Regions from separate parts of the Homo sapiens genome. Here region 2 is linked to region 1. The links are chromatin loops, found by intact Hi-C in ENCODE. Cell type or tissue: ovary. All regions are shown on one strand.

The links. Peaks named below come from ENCODE experiments on the same cell type or tissue, not always from the same donor. Only the 100,000 strongest peaks of a DNase experiment are listed, where the experiment ranks them.
Region 2: a loop joins it to region 1, with 3 times the contacts of the local background. A loop is called at or near these places in 2 of 110 quality-filtered maps.

The regions. Positions count from the first base shown.
Region 1 is chrX:24,871,843-24,879,842 of GRCh38, reverse strand. All of the region lies in intron 34 of POLA1 (DNA polymerase alpha 1, catalytic subunit), which reads right to left. Among named protein-coding and RNA genes, the nearest start is that of ARX, 140 kb to the left of the region's middle. RefSeq lists an enhancer at 1,876-3,625. In ovary, no CTCF peak of the experiment used is centred here; no DNase peak of the experiment used is centred here; H3K27ac peaks cover 4,495 bases.
Region 2 is chrX:24,997,807-25,005,806 of GRCh38, reverse strand. It overlaps ARX (aristaless related homeobox), which reads left to right. Exons shown (of 5, transcript NM_139058.3): 5 at 897-2,113. The coding sequence ends at 1,137. Among named protein-coding and RNA genes, the nearest start is that of ARX, 14 kb to the left of the region's middle. RefSeq lists enhancers at 596-1,169, 1,170-1,744, 2,373-2,907, 3,392-5,053, 5,751-6,251 and 2 more. In ovary, no CTCF peak of the experiment used is centred here; a DNase peak (open chromatin) is centred at 3,535; H3K4me3 peaks cover 3,622 bases; H3K27ac peaks cover 5,541 bases.

The DNA of each region.
Region 1 (8,000 bases):
ACCAGGGAAAATATACTTAAAAGACTTTATATGGAAAATTACATTTTGGGGAAAAAAGTTCAATAGAGGACATGTATCTTTCTGTATGGGCAACTAAAAAACCTCTCTTAGTATATTCAAGTCTATTCTGTAAAATACTCTCCCTATTCATCCAACTCAAAAGCAAGCTACATTCCTAGGCTATAATAGGTCACAACTAAGTACACAGTACCTTGCTTCAGGAATAATTTTGCTTTGTCTGTCAACTGTCAACAAAACACAAAGAGCTCATGCAACCCAGTCATGTACTGTGGATGTTAGAGATCTAACAAAATACAAATAACAAGAATACAAGATTTTCTAGCCACCCTGCTTTCATTTTATATGAGAAACCGAAAGCATTTTCCTTTCCACATTCCATTAATCTCTATTATATTACAAATCTTTTCAGAAAATACTTTTTTCCCCCTATATGAAGCTACAAGTGACTTGGGGATGTAACATTCCAACTGTAATGAATGTCTGACTTTCTAACATGAATGATAATAAATGGATGTGTCAGGTAAGGCACATAGTCATTTCAACAAGGGAAAGGAGGAAAGAATCAAATAGAATGAGATGGTAAAATGGTTACTCTGGTGCTTATATTAATGTTTTAGTGATGAAACCTCTAAGAAAAATTGTTCATTACTTCCAACGCCATTCCTGCCTGTCAAGTCTTCACTTCTGAAAAAAACCACCACCTTAGCTATGTACACACAATAATGAATAAACTTCAAAAGTGAACTCAAGGTTTGGTTTCATCACTATATGCACAAAAAAAAGACTGGAAGGAAATACTCTACAATGCTATCACTAGTAATCTCTGTGGTTTCTTCTTCTATTTCTGTATTTTCAAAATTTTCTACAACAAGTGTATATTGTTCTTATAATCAGAATTATTAACGAGGAGACAGTTTTGCCAAGAGCTTGCAATATAATTAAATCACTAACACAGCTGAAAAATATTCTGAGCTATACCATGTGTATGCTTGCTGCCAAGATAAATTTTCAGGGAATGTGCTTATGGGGAAAGAAAGGGCACATGAAAAAAAATAGTCTGTTCTTAAAAAAAATTTTTTTTTTTTTTTTTACTAAATCTAAAATTTCAAAAATAGGTCCATTTAATCACATAAGCAATTCTCAATGAGAAAGTGACAGGGTATGTATTAGTAGTATTAGTATCATTTGTTAAATTAAGCCATTCACTAAAATGCACCCAGTCTTTTATGGAATATGATTTGAATACCTTTCTTTATGATGGTGGATCTCTGAAGGTAGGTAATAAATCAGTTTTAAAGAAAGGTGCCTTGTTCCCCACGCCCTCTCCCCTGCCTTTATTCAGTGTGCACACAGATCAACTCAGATGTCCTGGGGTAAGAATCAAATAAAACAAAATTCAATTGGAATGGCATGCATGCTTAAAACCTTCTTACCAGAAGAGTTTTTCTTTGCTCAAGTCTAGCTAAAAGTAATTTTTATTGTTTGTTTGCTCAGAGACTAGTATTTATTGGTATGGTTTCAAGTGATATGCCTTTGGGTAGTGAACGACAAATGTTAAAACTGAACTATAGCTACTACTGCCTCAAAGGACATCTTAAAATCAGAATGGAGTTCAAACTATCACCAGGCAATGTTTGTTCATTTAACTTTAATTATTTTCTCCTTGAGAATGGTACTAATGAAACTGAATATCTTTCATGGTTTCGAAGGGCCGTTTGAATAGTCTGTAAACAGAACTAAGGGTAGACAAGAGATCTGGCTGAGTCAGGAGGTTGCTAGGTGATGTAGAATGTAAACCCACAAACTTGTTAAGGTTTGCTTTGCTTTCATGCCACTTTCACACACTCTCAAAAGTTTTGAGAATTGATTTTTCAGGTGGTCACTAAAAAAAAAACAAAAAAAAAAACAAAAAAAAACTCCCTCCCTCCAAAATTCACTCCCTGCAGATGTTCTGCCAGATTCAGAAGAGAAGAAATCCATCTAACCTTTGGCTGCAACATGGGAAACTTTTGGTTTTACATGAATGTAGGATTATATATTTTCTGAATGGCCATAATTTAAGAAACAATTGCAAGGTAGATTTTAACATTCAGAGAGACACTTCTAATCTCTTATCTAACTTAAAACTAAAATTTCTCTTCAGAAAAAAAGCATGATCACAGTTGGGAGATCTGGGGCACAAAAACCAAAACCCTGTGGCAAACGCCTTAGCACAAATCATCATGGTGACAAACCTTTCAGTTTAGCCACTTGTCTTTACTCTTCTGGCCTGCTCCAAGACTCACTGCCTGTGAGGCTTCTCCCTCAGGCCCCCTCCTCCAGCCTCCTTTTTAAGTAGCTGATCAGAGATTGTCCAGTAAGAGCACTTTATTAGATCATCAGCCAGAGGGGTTCACAAGTACTGAGAGCAATGGGCTCAAATGCGGCACATCAGTTTTAATAGACCAGGGGCTACTAGTAAACTGCAGATACTGCTGAGAACTTTCCATGCACTGAACTCTTGAAAAAGCACCGTCTCTCCAGCTTAAATGCAGCTGCCTCTTTCAATGCCGCAAATGGGTAAATTTGACAAAAAAGCCACCATTAAGACTACATGAAAGGCTCAAGACAACATCCTTTCAATGCTTTGTACTTCAGTAATCAGATGTACTTACTCACCCCCTCCCCCAAACCCGATCAAGAACTATTTCTGAATGGTAGGAAATAATTCCACTTTGTACATCTTTTAGTTAATCAAGACTTTCTATTCAGCAATTTGACCTTTTGTTCAAAACAGGATTATCAGTTTTTTCGCCAGTTACCAAGGGCGACTCGCATGGTGAACATAATTGCAATAATTTGCAAAACACCATGGCAACCCACATTACAACTAGGTAAATACTGGGCTTTTGTGCTACATTGTTATTTTCAGAGATGCTGAAGTCAAAGAACGAATGACAAATGAACACAAAATTTATATTTGCTTTGTCTCAAAAGAGAAGAAAATTGATAACAAGAATTGGGGGGAAACCGACTACAGCTGTAATTTCTAACTTGATTAATTAGGATGGTAACAGTCCTTAACAGTATATTCAACAAACAGCCCTGACTTCGTCTCTCCACCCACCTCTCTCCATACCACTACCACTATCCCCCCCCCCGACCCCAGACAAATTTTTTCAGCTTAGAGAACAAACATCCCCCATTTGCTCTTTTCTTCAACTTAATGGAATCCTTAATTGCAGAATATTGTTCTCATGCTCTTCATGGCAATGAAAATGAGAGAAAGGAGGAGAGTGCCAGGGCAGACAGGGAGCTACAGTCATTTTTTTTTCCTGCCTCTTTTGGACACCCCAGGCCCAATGATGAGACGGCATTTTCCTGGAATCAGCAGCTGTTTCATAGCAGACAATAAAGTAAAAACTATTTGGCTTTGCAGAAAAGCCACTTCTTTCCTCTTGGCAACACAAGGTAAGTCTACATGCCGAGATGAAGTTTCATAATTTAAATGCCAGAACATAAGATGAGAAAATAATGCTAACAATAAAAAAGCATACATTTGTCTTGTAAAGAAATTATTAACTGTAGTACTGTCCCGAAAGCTGTTGAAATGCATATGCTTGCTATTTGAGGAAGATGTTCAATATCACCAATGTGCTGAAAACCACTTTATACTCAGAGATCCCAATTCACAAAACAATCTAAAAATATAAACTGAGTATTCAGAAATTAATATAAAAATCAACATATTTTAGTAAACACCACCTCAAAAATAATCTTTTCAATAATAAATACGATTAGAAAAGTTTTATCAGAATTTTTTACTCAGGTATAAAAGGTAGGTTCTATTTTATAGTAAAGGAGCAGTTTTTTTCTAAGAGGCACAAATTCTGTCATAATACTTAGCTTTTGGAAATTATCAAAGCTGACTTTCTCATGCAAGATGGAATATTTCAGGATGAGAAAAGAAAAATACACACAGAAAGGGCTTGCAGAAGTTATACTGCCGAGATCTCGAGAGAGAAGCAGCTCCAGATGCATTCTAAACACAGCCCAGTTTGCTTCCCTTCATCTGTCTTATAACAAGCAAGAGCAAAAAGAGAAGTCTCTGAAACGATCTGCATATTTCCCTTAACTTTTGAAAAATCAAATGGACCTGATACTATAATGGGTCCATTCTTATTTTGTCAGGGCTGAAGACTCCCTGACAGATCTCTAAGATTCAGCATAGAGAAATCACAATTTAACATTCTTCCGAATATGCCTCCGAAATTATAGATACTGTGATTTCTCTCAAAGAGTAGAAATCAAAAGGATATATGACACATTAACTCCTTCTCAGTCAGTGATAACTTCTTTACACTTTGAAAATATATTTTATTTTCTGGCTTAGTTCACTCCAAATTTACCATACCTGTATTAAGTGCATTCCTATCAAAAGTCTGAATGTTAAGAAGAAATATAACCCTTAATGCCAAATTAAAGGGCTGAACAAGCCTTTGGTACTTTTTGATCAGATAGAATTGATGATAGATCTTGAAATGGGCCTAAAATCCCCATCACACTTGAACTCAAGAAACCCTTACATATAAATATTTTATAATCTACCTGGAATTTCTTCACTTATAACATTTTACCTTGTATATTCCTCCCCCCTTCTTTTGTGGCTTCTGTTCCAATGTGATTTTTTTCTTTTCTCCTGCTTTTCCTCCCTTTTCGCCTTTTTTCTTTGCCAACTGGCTGAGATGCTTGACATATATTTGTTTAGAAAGGCTCATCTACGAGTGATTGCAACATCCAACCTTCTATAATGTTAATAAATTACCCAAATCACTAAATCAGGAATGGCAAACACTTAGCAGGTATATTGCAGTTCCGTTTCCAACTCTGTCCTCAAGACCACTATAGGATGGAAGCTGGCACTCAATATAAAACCCATCTGTTAACCCTGTTCCAAATACTTCTTGCTCCAGAATTCTTAACTCTGGTGGCACACTGGAATCACCAGGGCAGCGTTACAACACAGCGCCACCCCCAGAGTGTCTGATTCAGTAGGTCCTGGGTGGGGCCTGAGAATTTGCATCTCTAACAAGTTCCCAGGTGATACTGCCGCTGCTGGTTTGGGACCTCAGTTGGAGAACATCAGCCTGGGATACGAAATGAGCTTTGGGATGTTAAGAAGTTCCCCCAAGTGATTCTAATGTGCAGCTAAGGTTGAGAACCTTATTATTCTCATTCTCTCTCTTGTTCAAAAAGAACTACCGGTGATTATTTTCTGAACAATGAACTTCATAAACAGAATTGTACTTAAAAAATTATCTCTCAACTCTTTTTCTCTTTCTACATTTACTCTTTCTTTAGATATTATTTTGGTGGTTCACTCTTGCTCTTCCAAGTTTTCCATGCAGCACTAGAATTATCAAAGCCTCAAATCTGACTTAATTGTATTACAAGAACTAAATGGTTTACATCATGTACATAGCTTAATAACATTCTTCCTTTAAACAAATAAACAACCTCAATCTGACAATAAAATATAGTTCTTAAAATATGTGCTTTACTTAGAATCACAGAATTTTAGGAGTGCTGGTGAAAACAGTGTCTATGGAAAGCAACCACAATTACACCCTTGACTTTGACAAGTAATAAGAAATGATATATTTAAACCCTAAATTTTAAAATTGGAAGAGACTTTAGAGCTCTTGTCTAATCTTTTGTGTTGTATGTGAGGAAAATGAGACCCAGAAGAAAGTACGTTTTTTGCACACTGTCACACAGCATGTAGACTGAACTTCTAGTCCAGTGCTTTTTACATACTACATCTATGCTACTTAATATATGAGCCAGTCGCTGTATGTGGCTGTTGAGCACTTGAAATATGGCTAGACCAAATTGAGATGGGCTGCAAGTGTAAAATATACAGCAAATTTCAAAGACTTAGTTCAAAAAAGGAGACTATAAAATAGTTTAGTGGTATTTTTAACACTCATTACAGAATAAAATGCCATTTTGGATATATTGGGTTAATTTAAAATTTTTTAAATTTTAAATATTATTAATACAGACAGGGTTTCACTATATTGCCCAGGCAATCCTCCTGCCTCAGCCTCACAGAGTGCTGGGATTACAGGTTTGAGCCACCACACCCAAACAGGTTAATTAAAATGTATTATCATATTATGAATATCTCTAATTTTTTAAAAAATACAAATGAAAGTTTATCATATACACTGTTCTAAATCCTGCTTTTTTCACTGAAAAGTGGAGGAAATTATGTCCTGTCAGTACATATAGATCTGCAGTGTTCTTGTTAACGGTTGCACAAAATTCTATTATATGATAGTAATAATCTAAGGAATTCTCTCCTGATCAACAACAGGTTGTCTTCAGTCTCTTACTATTACTATTATAACGCTGCAAGCAATATCCTTGTATAGTACCTTTGATAATATCTGTAAGGACTGTACATGTGTAAGGAGAGATACCCAAATTAGAATTGCAAAGTAGAACGGTATGTTCATTTACAATCTTGATGATGTTGCCAAATTGTTGTCCAAAAGGTGTACCATTTTTCATGCCCACCAACAGTGTATGAGAGTGCTCCATTCCCTATACCCTTTCCTAGGCTATATATTACCTAAAAGTCTTCCAAAATAAGTGGAGCACAGAGGATTTTTAGGGCAGTGAAAGCACTCTGTAGGATACTGTGATGGTGGAGGTATGTTAGAAACATTTGTCCAAACTTATAAAATGCACAGCACCAAGAATGAACCTCAACATAAACTATGGACTCTGGGTGATGATGTATCAATATAGGTTCATCAGTTGTAACAAACATACTATGGCAGGGGATGTTGATAATGAGAGAGACTATACGTGTGTGGGGCAGGGAGTATATGGGAAATCTCTGTACCTTACTCTGAAATTGTGCTGTGACCTAAAACTGCTCTAAAAAATAAACTCAATTATTTAAAAAGTCTTCTCAATTCCACAATTATTAACAACATTACTTTTATAGTTCCATTTTCTAAGTTTAAGTTTTTGATCCTTCTGAAAGTTGTTTCAGTGTAAGGAACAAGGAAGAAATCAACTGTATTTTTTTCCAGATGATTATTCCTACTGACGTGAACTACCCCCTTTTAAAAAACAAAATGCAACTTTGGGTCTATTTATGGGCTTTCTATAGTTGCTCCACTGAAATCACCAAATATTTTTGCACCAAAATATTTTAAATATCCTAATTGTAAAAACCGGTAGGACTGGTGGGTCATTTTCTCTGTTAGAATTTTCCTGCGATTTTCTTTTAAAAATTGAGGAAGCTTTAAATTTATGGATAAACTTAGGGGAACTGACAATCCTAAAATGTTGAGTGGTCCTAGCCAAGAATATATGCTTTGCCATTTACCCAAGTCTTCTTTTAAGCCATTCAGAGTTCAAATATATCTAGCACATTTCTTGTTAAGTTTATTCCTAGGTATTTCCTCTTTTTAACCTGTATTATAAATGAGATTTATAATCTCATTTATAAATGAGAGTTCATTATGTTTTCTAATCGGTTGTGTGTATACAGCTGAAAGCTACTGATTTTTAGCACTGATTTTATAACTAGTAACCTTATTAAAATTTTTTGTCTGTGATAGTTTCTTGGTTGATTTCATTGGATTTTCCATGTTAGAATGATCTGTAAATAATAATTTCCCCCTTCTTCCAATTTTTATATATTCCTTTTTTTGGTCTAATTACAACGGTTAATATTTTCAAAATGTGATATTTATCAACATTTCCACCGGGCTGCCTCTAGCAGATTTCCCAAGGATCTAAGTCCATGGACCTAAGAACTAAGCCACCCAGGAATCTCTGCAACTGAAGAAAAGTAACTTTATTAAAATCATTACAGATTCTGTAGAGACCTTTGTCTCACAGTGCCTAAAATCAACTTTGGGACTGAAACTTTAGCTAAAGGACATTGAATGGTTGACTAAATATTAAAATAGCTCCTT
Region 2 (8,000 bases), 130 kb before region 1:
GCTGTGTGCATGGGGTGGAAGCGTCACGTGGAGTAATTCGGTCGCCGCTTGGAGGCGGTGGCGCTGGCGTGGGTCCCAGGCTTGGGCATCGCCTTGCGCCGCGCGCCAGGGTCGTGGGTCGGGGGCTCCCTGAGGCCAGAGGCTACAGGGGCGCGGGGAAGACAGCTGGGGTCGCCGCGCCAGGATGTGGGGCTGCTGGCAGGTGACACCCGCCCGTGGAGCCGAAATCAACAGGCGGTCGCCCTTCACTCTCACCCGCAGGCGCTGGCCAGACGCGGGTAGCTGAGTCCCGCGCGGAAGGGCGGCCGCGGCGGCGCGGGTGGCCCGGGAGGCCGGCGAGCTAGGCCTGTTTCTTCAGGGCGCAGAAAGTCCCGGGCCAAGGAGCCGGAGGGAGATCTCAGAGCCTGCGGCGTGCGTCCGGGCAGCTGGAATCCCACCTTCTCCGTCTTTTTTTTCCTCCCCCCTCCCACCCTCCACCTTCCCTTCTTTTGCTCTCCTCTCCTTTTCTCCTTCCGCATTCTCTCCTGGGAGATAGTGTCATTGCAGCCCCTGGCCTTGGAATAAACCGTCCGTTTAAGCGAAACCACCGAATCCACGCCACTGGGCCGTGGGGCTTGAGGTCTCCACGCCGGCCTGTGGACCCCGGCCCGGCCCGGCCCCTCGGGGAATATCTGGACTCGGTCTTTTCCCCCCAGTCGGTTCCCTGCCCCAGGAAAGCCCTCTCTGCGGGGTCCAGCTTCCGCCCGCGCCCTCTGCCCACTTCCCCGCCGCGGCCCATCCGGGTCCCGTGGGTACCGCGCCCCTCAGCTGCCCCGGCGACAAGCGGCGGGAGACGCTGCCCGAGGCGCCGCGCACAGCTCCCGAGGCCATGACCGCGCTGTTTGCTCTCCCTGCAGGCTCTTTTCCACAATGGCCCCCCTGACCAGCGCGTCGACCGCGGCCGCGCTCCTGAGACAGCCCACACCCGCCGTGGAGGGCGCAGTGGCATCGGGCGCCCTGGCCGACCCGGCCACGGCGGCCGCAGACAGACGCGCCTCTAGCATAGCCGCGCTGAGGCTCAAGGCCAAGGAGCACGCGGCGCAGCTCACGCAGCTCAACATCCTGCCGGGCACCAGCACGGGCAAGGAGGTGTGCTAAAGGCTGCCCTCCACACCCGCGCCCCGCGCGCGCCCCGAAAGGTCACCTCACTCAGCACCACTCAAGACCAAATGGAAACAGAGGACCAGCACACTCCCGAGACGGCACTGAGAGAGCGCAGCCGCCTTCACAGCAGTCTGGATGCGGGCATGGCAGCCCTCGGCGCTCCGGGACGTGGCACCTCCTCGGCTGGCTGTCCACCCGCCCCTGCCCCTGCCCCTGCTACTGCCAACCTCGCTCCAACTCCAACATCCACTCTCTCTTGTTCTTACTTTCCTGAAAATATCGGGGAGGTTTTCTCCCCCAGACGCCTGATATTGAAGTAAAAAATTTAAAAAGCCCAACCTCTTCCTCCTGACACCCCACTTAGCCTTTCTTTTCTTTCTTTCTTTCTTTCTTTTTTTTTTTTAAATAGCATTTTGGCGCTCGAAGTTGATCTCCCCAGCGAGGGCCCCAGCGTGAAGCCAGGGCCCGGGAAGCAAATGCGAGCCTGTAAGATAGCTAACAGTGCACTTAAAGGAAAGGGGCGTCTTGTTCTTGTTCTCTTCTTTATCATACACCAACCAAGGTTTTTATATCAAACCAAAGGGAAATAATACTCTGCTAGAATATGGACTGTTGAAGTCACCAAACTGTGATTATTGATTCTGTACATACCATTGTTATTAAAAAAAAAAAAAAAAGAACAGAGCTTTGTATATTTGAAATGTTATAACGCAATTGCACTCAGCGTGGTATGGTAAAAGTTTGTCCTCCCGTAGATTCTTACTGTGTTGTAGATACGGTAGGGTTCCTAGACAAATATTTATGTACTCAAGCCCTTTATTTAACTTATTAACTGTAGAGGCTTCCGAAACCTTCAAGATAAAGGCAATGGTACAGTACTTTTGTGTAATGTGTAATTGTTACCACTTTTCCTTGCTATCTAGTGGAGAAGTGTCACGCTCAAAATAAAAAAATTATATGTTTAACAAAACGAAGTGTGAATGCTCCATACAGGCGCTGAGGGGACAGTAGAAGCCCCCACCCCCACCCCCCGGGAGTCAAGGGTGGGCTCCAGCGTCCAGGCATCTCCTGGGATTATCTGCACACGCGTTTTCCTGGCAGAGGCCCCTGGTTTGAATCCGATCCTCAAAGGGAACCGGATTTCCTACGAAGGTTAAGGACGCCGCCGCGGTACTTTCCACGCGCACCTGGGCTCTCCCGGGTCGTGTCACAGCGGGAGCTGGGGGTCCCGGGCCACGGAGGTGGGGTGGGTTCCAGGATGGGTGGGTGGATGGTGGGCGTTGTTGACGGTGGAGTCAGAAATTTGAAGCAAGCGGGAGTCTTGGCTCGGAAGGCGAAGGGAGCTGTTGGAAAGTGCCACGTAGCCAGGAAGTGAAGTGCGCAGTCCGAGATGACAGGTAATGGCGAGAGCGAGAAGCCCAGGCGCTCCCTTCCGAGGGGGCGGGCTCCACGGCATGTTCGCAGGGAGGAGGGAGTGTGTGTGTGTATTGTGTTGTGTGTGCGTGTGTGTGTGAGAGAGAGAGAGAGGGAGGGAGAGAGAGAGAAACATGCGGGAGCAGTAGTGATGGAAAGGCAGCGAGGGGTATCCAAATGGCAGATCTTAACTCGACAAATGTCATTACATCACTTATCCAGGCATTGGTAAATGTATACATTTAAAAAAATCTAAACAACTCAGATTTCGTGAGGAGACCCAAACAGATTTGCAATCCTTAACCACCTCGGCGCACGCCTCCCTCCTCGCGGCGGGGACCGCAGCTTCTCCCTCCCCCGGGCCCTGCCCGCGCCCCTCCGGGTGACCGCTTGGTGGAAGCCCGCCCGCGGGGGCTGGGTCTCGCCGACGCTCCCAGGGTGATGGGAAAGGGAAGAGAAGCTTAATTAGTTTCAATTTGCTGTAATTAGCGCGCCGGACCTTTGGGGAGAGGGGCAGGCGGGAGGGGTGCGGGGGTGCCGCGGCGTGACTACCGCGATTGCGGAGCTGGGGCCGGCAGCCCCGCCACGCCGCCGCCGCCGCCGGCCAGTCGGTCGCCGCGGGGGGCGCGGGTGCCTCTCTGGGCTGGGGCCGTCGGGCTCCGCGCGCGCCCTGGAGGAGGGGGGCCGGGTCCCCTCGCGGCCCAGGGCGCAAGTGTGCGCGGCCGAGGGGAGGGTGCAGGGTTGGGCAGAGGTCAGCGGCCTGCCAGGCGCTGTGCCCACCTGGGTGTGGGCAGCCCGCCCGGCAGCTTCGGCGCTGGAGCCCGCACGTCCCGGGCTCGCCTCCTATCCTGCACCCCCCTTCACCCCCAACTTCAATCCCCTCCTCTCCAACCCCGGGTCCAGACGCCCGGAGACCCCGCCCGCCCGAAACGTTGGAGAGCTCACGGAACCGGCTCGCCGGCTGGTGGCCGCTTCTGGCACTTGGGTCGTCGGGTGGATCACCGCCACCCAACGCTAGCCCTGGACTCACGGGGGCGGCACTCGCAAGAAGGGCCCCGGCCTGGGGTATGGGGAGCGGCCGCCAACTACCATTCCTACCACACACTCCGTTCCCGGGTTTAGTAGGCCCGGTGGGAACTTTCTAGGGCCTTACTGGAGGTCTGAGAGTCTAAAACCCTCAGACTCCACATCCACAGGCTCTCCCTGAGTGAAAGCCGCTTTCCTGGGGTGGTCAGGGCCGCTGGAGAGTTTGGGGAGGAGACGGGACTGCTGGAGAAGACTGAGGGAAAGGAGTTGGGTGTGTGTGTGTGTGTGTGTGTCTGTGTGTGTGTGTGTGTGTTGTGGTCGATATCAATTTTGCGTCGATTTTGCCTTTTTGTTTAGTAGGGCTTCTTTTCCCCCCTCTAGGCTGCTAGTTGGATGGTATACGAGAAACAGTACCATTCTTCCTGTTAATGAACTCTTTTTTAAGTCATTTTTTCTCATTTGACCCTTCCATGGAACAGAAGCAAATTGCGTGAAATTACCTCCAAGGATTACATTTATTACTGGCCAATGAGAACCCCTCGCCTTGTTTTACAAACTCTTAATCCTATGTCATTCTGATGCTGCAAACAAGCCCAGTCCTGGGCCTCCTATTCTTTCAACTTTCCCCAGCTGGAGGGACCTCATTCTGCACTTAATATTCCCCATAAATATCACACGCTAAAGACCCCCTGACTTCCAGCAAGTCCACATTAAACATGTGACATGTCACGCATGAAAAACTCTGAGTATCTTTTCAAAGCAGCATTAAAAGCAAAGAAACCAATTTTCTTCTCCTTCCAAACCTCCCCAAGTGCTGAATGATGGGGATTGGAAAGAGCCACTGGAGCGTACTTAGGGGGATTTTATGAGATTTTCCAGAATGATTTAATCTTATTGTGAGCATTATTAATGAATGGCAACCCAATTTGGCCCCAATATCTGGGAACTTGGTCACAATGCTGGGAGCGGCTGACCCCCCCCCCCCAACCTTAAGCAAACCTCTTCCACCATGGAGGACATGCAGAGCCCCAGGGAGTTTGCGAGGGCCCAGTTCAGGGCATGGCTGTGTCCTATCACACCCAAGGCAGAATGGCCCAACACCTGCTTTCCCAGGGCCACCCCCACAGCATCTTGGGGTGAGGGGTAATTGAAGCCTGGGACAGGCCTCTGTGGGAGGGTTGAGGGAAAGGAGTAAGTTAATTTGCTACATTTTCAGACAGGTTAGCCAGATCTGGAGGAGGTCCTGGAAGGCAAAAAGGGCGCATTTGGCATAATATTATCAGAGGTGTCCTTCCATCACCAACTACCCATGGCCCGAACTGTGGACAGTAGTCAGGGCGGGCATCTTAGGTGTGTGGGGAGGTAAGTGGAATAATTAGGGAGAGTGACTGTTGAGAAACTTTGGGCCTCCTTGGGACTTGAAACTCAGACTTAAACTAAAGTCCATGCTGAAATTGGCTCGGAACAGTTTCCCATTTTTTTTCAGGTACTAATCACCCCCCACCCAACTGGGGCTAACGTTGTTTTTGATTTGTAGTATCAAGAGCCAAAGCACCTGTAGTTCTCTTTTTAGTATCCTTTTAAATGTGATCTTACTAGAGTGACAAAAGGGGCTGATGTGAGAGAAAAACAAATTATAATAGGTTAGCCCAACTTGCTTTAGGAGAAAAAAAAGTCCATGAGCATGTGTTTATGTGTATACCCAAAAGTGAGTGTGTCTGAATGAAGGGGGTCTTAAATGGGGCCTAAAATAATATTTTGGAACACAGAAGTCCCCAGAACAACTGCATATTTCACTGAGAGTGACAGCCTGGCTGGGGGACAGGAAGAAGAAAACCCACTACCTGACGGTGGGGAGAGCGGGCGGGGGCGTGGGGTGGGGGGAAGCATTTTTCAAAGGAAGAAGTCTTGTTATCCCTCCCTGGACATTATTAAGGGTCCAGTTTGAAGTATACATTTTTTTCCTTTAAAGATATGGGAGTGATTACCGGTTATACATTAAGAAATGTCATTCAGTCATTTTTATTCATTCTCCGGAAATCTTCGTAAAAGCCTGAATCATACTTCTACAAGCAGCAATTTTGTTAATCCAGGGGGTTATTACTCTGGGCCCTTATTAGGTTCTACACCACTGCCAAGCAATCCTATAACCCTCTCAAAAGAAGTTTACCTCCCTGTTATAAAACCAGTAGTGGTATTTATACTGTGCAATAATTAGTGTATTACTTGAATCCACTAACACGTTCATTTTATCTCTGCACAAAACCTCTAGTCTGCTTATAGAAAGCTTGTGCCTCCTTTGGTGCTGTTAAAGTGGTGAAAGAGTGAATTGAAGGCTGGTTGCACTTTCTCCTTTTGCCTCGCCTTAATTCCCATCTCTTTTTGCTCTCATCCAATTAGCACAGTGTATTAAGCGGTTTATCATCTCATAGTCAGCTATTGAGAGAAACAAGGCGAGCACTTTGCAATAGAACCTGCGCTCCTTTGACACCCTCAGGTACTTACATATTCCACTGCGCTATGAATAATAGAGGAAGAATGGAGCGCTAATTCCCTCATCAAAGAATGCCTTGTCTGCTGCTTTGCTCAACAACACCATTCTGATCAAAAGAAAAGCAATAAAGCTTAGCATAACAAAACGAAACCTACTTATTAGCTTAGTGGTTAAATTAATGCAGAGCCGCTGCTATTCAAAACCAAGGTTTGAAAACAGCCTCCAACAACCTGATAATGCTGCCTTCGGGATGAAGGAATTTTAATCTGAAATTTGAGGCTGGCTGAGATGAGTTAATCTATTAAACTGCTATAAGGAAGCTCCACCACAAACTGTTCAATTAAGAAATATTTAGGTGAGAGGGGGTGAGAAAGAGAGAGAGAGACAGAGAGAGAGAAGAAAGAGGGGGCGGGAGAGAGACAGTGAGGAGCAGGGAATGGCAGCTTTAAATTTGGGATGGGAGCATCGAATTAAAGGGTCGGGCATCCTGACAAGAGGGTCTGGGGCTTGGTGTTTTTCTTAAAACCCTAAAACAAACAGGAAAATCTGTTTTTGGAGTTTCCTTACTGTTGCATCTTCCGCCAAACTAATTTTAAATGATGTTTGAAGAAGTATATTGAGGAGCATGGTGTGTGTGTTGGAGGTAAGAGGTAGTAAGGGCTGGAGAAAGGGGTGATGGTGAGGGGCAGTGAATTCATTCCCTTTCAACTTCTCCCAAATTCCAGTCTTGGAACTTTGATTAACCCCCACATCCTGGGCAACAGTCACAAGATTAACTCCATCTGTTTTCTGGACAAATTAAAATCTTATCAAGCATACTCTGTGGGATTTTCCACTTCTGGCCCCCCTCTATGCACCTTATATGTAGAAGAGTGGAGGGTTAGCAGATTGTGTCCAAGATAAGCTTGTGTACAAGTATCTGCTACAGGTAAAATCCTAGTTCCTAAATTAAACAGAAAAAGTGCCCTTTCCAGAGGCAGGGGGCTCTGAGAAGAGCAGGGTTCTTTTAGGGTATAATTTCCCAACTGGCCCAGATAAACTTTGGCCCAGAGGTTTACTCTGGCCCACACAGAGTTTAAAGTTTCATTTTAAAAAATTAGTTGTCAAGGTTTAGAAATCAGTAAGCTTTGTGGAATATTTGGATTCCTGGCTTCTCTTGAAAACTCGATCATGTGGCCATACTGGGCCCTGTCCCTCCCAGCATCACTGAGTAGCTGCTGGCCCCTTTGGACAGGACCTGCTCACTCCTGTTTGCCACAGTCCCTGCCACTCACTCTAGTGTGAACCTGGTTTGCTTCATCCATTCACTTTTAGAATTTGAGTTTAGGACACGTGCCGGAGTCCATGGAGACCTGCAGGTCACCTCTCCCCTTACAAATAAGATGGGCAAAGTTTCCGCATCAGTTCTGCTGGGTGCACTATCAACCACACAAATCAAGGAGTAGAAACATCTCTCAGAGAAAAATAAGTATGTGATACTCCCAACTTCTAACAGAGATTCACTGGAATTCTTAAAGTTGCAGTTTCAACTTTCCACAAAATTCTGGAATCCTTAGGTGCCTAGAGTTCTAACAGATCCCAATAAGAAAACATCAACTGCTGCATTAGCTTTTTTCGGGGACAGTACTTAGAAATGCCTCACATTCTAGAGAAATGGTCCTTGCCCCCAGGGTGTTTATAATCTAGAGGCAGGGACAAGAAACAATCCAGTGAGAAGTTACTTGAGTCTCTTGGAGTTTCCTGATGACCAAGTTCAGGGTAACTATTTATATTTAATATAATCCCAGATCCCAGAAATCAAGGAAAACATGACTCCCCTTCAGAAAGCACACTTTAGAAAACCATCTCTCTAACCTTATGTGAGAATAGCAATTACTGAAAGAGTTGACCAGGGGAGCAATAAAAACACATTAATCCCTTAGTT